Linked DNA regions of Mus musculus: region 2 is linked to region 1. The links are chromatin loops, found by intact Hi-C in ENCODE. Cell type or tissue: left cerebral cortex. All regions are shown on one strand.

The links. Peaks named below come from ENCODE experiments on the same cell type or tissue, not always from the same donor. Only the 100,000 strongest peaks of a DNase experiment are listed, where the experiment ranks them.
Region 2: it touches region 1 in a loop (2.7-fold over the local background); 4 of 42 quality-filtered maps call a loop at or near these places.

What each region holds. Positions count from the first base shown.
Region 1 is chr10:85,941,040-85,943,539 of GRCm38, forward strand. Rtcb (RNA 2',3'-cyclic phosphate and 5'-OH ligase) reads right to left here. Exons shown (of 12, transcript NM_145422.4): 9 at 2,170-2,358; 10 at 1,449-1,559; 11 at 860-979. Among named protein-coding and RNA genes, the nearest start is that of Gm48175, 13 kb to the right of the region's middle. In left cerebral cortex, no CTCF peak of the experiment used is centred here; no DNase peak of the experiment used is centred here.
Region 2 is chr10:85,888,478-85,890,977 of GRCm38, forward strand. Pwp1 (PWP1 homolog, endonuclein) reads left to right here. Exons shown (of 15, transcript NM_133993.3): 15 at 1-626. Among named protein-coding and RNA genes, the nearest start is that of Pwp1, 18 kb to the left of the region's middle. In left cerebral cortex, no CTCF peak of the experiment used is centred here; a DNase peak (open chromatin) is centred at 1,472.

The DNA.
Region 1 (2,500 bases):
CCAAATTTGTCCTAAACTGAAATGTAAGCATGCAACTGTGCAGAATCAAGGTTACAATGGGTCACCTTAAACTACTTCTACTTATTCTAAGTTTTGACCGTTGCAGGAGGTGTTGGCACACACCTTTATCCCAGCACTCAGGAGGCTGAGGGAAAGGCAGGCAATTTTCCGAGTTTGAGGTTAGCCTGGTCTACAGAGGGAGTTCCTGGACAGCCAGGGATACACAATTAAAAAGCAAACAACAACAGCAACAACAACAACAACAACAACAACAACAAACCACAAAAAGACAAAAGCATTTTTCCCCATTAAATTCTATTGTGTGTGCGTGGCACATACACACTGCACATGTGGAGGTTGGAAACAATTTGAAAGAGTAAGTTTTCTCCTTCAACCAGGCCCTTACAACCTACTTTCAAACATTATAACATAGATCTAGCTGGCAATAGACTTAGTCTCCAAACAAAGGGCAATATAAAATAAAATGAGATAAACCAAAATCAGAGCCAGGAGTGGTGGCTCACACTTGTGATCCTCGAATACAGGAGCCTGAGGATTGTTTCAAGGCCAGAGTAGGCTAGAGATGGCCTCCTCTGGGACAGTGAGCGGTGGGACATTTGTAAGAGGAGGAACAGAAAGGGAGAGGGTGAGTGGGCATGACAAAAACAAATCATATCTGTGGATGGAATTCTCAAAACAGCAGTAAGTGAGAAAACAAATATAAAACCCAAACGCCCCAACTGAAGTCACTGACAACCAACCAACCCTACCGCATCTCTGTAACACCAGAAACTCCAGTCTCTGCCCACAGGCATAAATCTTAAGGCTTCCTGGTAAAAACTTTCAGGACGCCACTCACCTCTTCCATAACCAGCTTGGGGGAAGCAACCCGGATTGCAATTCCCATGTCTGCCAGTTTGTCTAAGACATCTTGGAAATCTAAGTTACGACGTGATTTTGCTCTGGACAAAGCACGGCCCTAGAATGAGAAAGGAGCAAGGACAGGAATAAACCAGTTTATGCATTTCGAACTAAAGTCCACTTGACTCCAGTAGTGTTTAAGCCCTTGGAATTCTATGCCTTTTCCTTGATAATGAAATTCTCACCATTATCACATTCTACTATGTGCTTATTCTTTCCCCTTTTATGTTAGTGTGTATGGACATGAGCACATGTATGTACAAAAGCCATGGCGTGTGTGTGGAGGTCAGAAGTGGACTCTCTCCTTCCACCTGGTGGAGGCAGGGTCTCTAGTTTCTGCTGCTGTGAAGAACTCCAGGACACCTGCTATGTGAGCTTCCGGTGACTCTCTAGTCTTCCCGTCTTGTTGCAGGAGTGCTGGGATTACAGATGCGAGCGTGCTGGGCTGGAACTAGGATCACCAGGCTTGCAGCAAGAGCAAATAGCTAAACTGACAGCATTTCTTAGCAAGTTTTCATTCTTCTTACCGCTCCATGACAGGTTGTTCCAAAGGTCTCAGTCATGCCTTGTTCAGTGCCAGTCAGAACGTAACTACAGGTCCCCATGGTGCCACCAATAAGCACTGGTTGTCCTGTGAGCTGAGGGTACACAAAACCAACATTAAATTTTAGAAAGGCACATGCTTTTTATGCCTGAAATTTCTTGTGTTGCAGAACTGTACAAGAAACCTAAACCTCTAATCTCAGTGCTCTTGTGACTCAGTGCTCTTGTGACTCAGTGCTCTTGTGGCTATAATAAAGCACTACTTGGGATTTTCTAGCTCCCTGGGAAAAGAAAGAGAAGGAAACTATAAGGGTCAAGAACAGACAGAATGTAGTACAGAAAACACTCAAACTGGAGGGATGGATGGTTAGCATTTTCATCCATGCAAGGCACCTGCCCTCTCTGGACTTCTGTTTCCTCATCTGCAAAACCCCGAGAGTTAAGGGAAAGAAACACTGCAGTTGAACCTTTGTCGGCCTTACAATAACCCCCAGGCCATATAGCTCAGGGGAGTAAAGCATGCCTAGTGTAGCACTAAGACAGCACTCACTAGAGATGGGGTGTCACTGATGCAGAGTATAGGAACCACTGCTGTCACAGGGAACAGGAGATTTTCTTTACACAGGTTTTCCTGCTTTACTGAACCTGTATCAGAATTCTCTATTCCTGACCTCACTGCTCAAACATGAATGCAGGGTCACATACTTGATAATCCACAGCAATGAGGGGGTGGTGAGGCGGGAAAGCACGGGTGGATCCCTTCCTGTGCACCAGCAGCGTCCGTTCCTTCCCATCCACCACGTGCTGCTCCACTTTGGCGATATTGTGCGACACATCATAGATCACATGCAGGTCCAGGTCATCAGGGGTTGTGTTGAAGACTTTGGCAAAAGCCTATAGGGGAAGTTTCCATTATAAGCAGCCAGTTCTAGCTCTTGGGGACATAGTTTACTGCTTTCAGCTAGTGAATGGTGGACTTCAGAGTACTAAACACTAGTCACTCATCTTTATAGGAAGCACAGAGACTGCCCTTTAG
Region 2 (2,500 bases), 53 kb before region 1:
AGTCCTGGGGAGGAGAGAGAGACAGGCAGATTCCTAGGACCAGGCTGCCCAGCGAATCTCACCTATCTCCATCTTCCCAGGCTAGGATTACCTATATGCATGGTAGGTTCTAGAATTGAATTCAGGCCCTCGTGTTGGCAAATCAAACATTTCACTAACTGAGCAGTGTCCCTAACCCATTGATAAATGTGATCCCTAAAGGTATTTTCACCTTTTGAATGTTAATCATATTTTGACAACTTTTGGTTTTAAACTTCCATGTTTTCAGGGATATTTTGTTTAAAATGTCAATTATTTTTTAAATGGGGATTTTGTTCATACAATTTTCTATGATCAAAATATTTTACTAAATAGACAACAAACTGTCAAAGTAATACATAACCTTGTAAGTTTTGGTCCCAGTACATTCTCCCATCTATTTCCTTCAAATAAACTTGAACTTGTCAAGCCCATAAAGCCTTCTGGACTTAAGAGGTCCTAAATTAGCAATCTCACACCACCTCACAGAAAGGCTGTCCACTCCCTCCTCCCAGACTCCACCATTACTAAGCTGATTTCCCAAGTTTCAGGATGTTGGTACTTTTTGAAGTAATAGAATAAACTGTTCTATTTGTCATTGAAATTCACCTCACTTTGACTTCACTCTTATTTTCAGAATACCAGGGCATTTCTCAAGTCTGATCAGAACTTATTTAGTCCTTGTAAGCTTCCAAATTAGGAACAGAACCACCTGAGTGGTTTAATTTGTTTCCCACACAATGACTGTTGTGTGGCAGATAACTGGGAAAACACAGAATGCAGAGCTTTGTCTGACTGACATTTATCTAATTCTGTATCTTAAAAACTACCCTCACTCCTGTCGTGCTTTCTATAAGCTGCCACTGTGAAGATAAAATTAACACGTAATGTGCTTTCCCTTCTTGGTAAAGACTGAGGATGGCTTTGACCTTGAAATTAAAGCACCTGTTCTGCCCTGTATTTCAGACCGAGGACCTGGTTTTCCAGACCAGGTCTATTCATCCTCGGCGTCCAGTTGTCCTTACAGAGCTAGGATTACGGTGGGCTTTATGCCTTCCCTGGTCTCAGACAGGACCTTTGACTCCTGTTCCTCTACTTTTAACACATTGTACATACGGTAGCATGCAGCAAAACAGGATGCAGTCAATGACAAGGGTCCCATGGATTATAATGGGGTTGGAAAAATCTCTGATGAGCAAGTTACAGTATAGATACCCTTAACATTCTAACACAAAGCACTGCTCATGGTTTTGTGCCTGATACATATAATATAGTAACATATGGTATTACTTGGGGGTAAAACCACATGACAACACTATACCTCAGCCTCCCATACCAACGCCGAGGCCACACTGAATGACGGTCTAAGCCATCTGGTTTTGTGTAAATACACTGCTGTTGCAAAGCATTGCATTGCCTAGTGACATGATGAAAAGATCCTGTCTCACTATAAGCAACACGATCATAACTGCTTTAGCATGACTCAGACATAGGCACTGTATTTGTGGGGCTCCTATGTAAAATTGCAACTGGCTTCAGAATCACCTGTAGCAGGGAGCCTAACAGGCTGACTAGACCCCTGGGGCTTCATAGACCTCAAGCAATATGAATGTGAAGCCAGACTTTGGAGGTCCTAAACAATATTGTGTATAAACAGGCCATTGCAGATTACTAAGCAGTCTCTCATTCTTTCTACAATGCCTCCAAATTGCTGCCTCTACTGGCATGCTGAACCATTGGTTGGTCTTCTTGTTGTGTTTTGTCTTTTGATTTAAAACAGGGTCATATAGTCCAGGCTGGCCTTGAACTTGCTGCAATCATCCTGTCTTAGTCTCCTAAATGCTAAGATTACCAGCTTGCGTCACAATGCCTTAGATGGTTTCTGGGCGGGAAAGTGTCTGAGGTCTGTGGCCTAAGACCCTTCAAGTGTACATACATATGAAAGAAAAACTAAGGAACGACAAAAATAACACCGGTGCCATCCCACCCACTGACTGGTGGCAACGGAATCTACTACACTAGCTGCCTTTCACACTGCTCACCACTGATGGGTGTTCTGAAAGCTGTTCCACTTCTCAGAGGTGTACTTAGACAGTGGCTAGGGCACTGGCAGTGTTGCCTAGTGGCTGAGTACCTTGTAGGCATCCATCATGTTTCTTCTGCATGAGTCCTTATCCAAACTTAGCTATTCGAAAAAGGATACCAGTCATTGCATAGGGATTCAACGTCAGGACCTCATTGTACCTTTGACTAAATGTCCAAAGACAGTTACATCTGAGATACTAGAGTGTAAGATTTTAACACCAATAGGGGAAGACAGTTTAATCCATAGAGACACTGGCTATGTATATAAAGAAAGATCATTCTTCGTGTGCTTCCAGAAGGTAAGTTGACGGGACAATTAAAGTTCATGGAACTAATGGACTTAAAGCGCTGCTGGCAGGTTTGATTCTCAGAAAACTGGTGAAAGCACTTCTTGCAC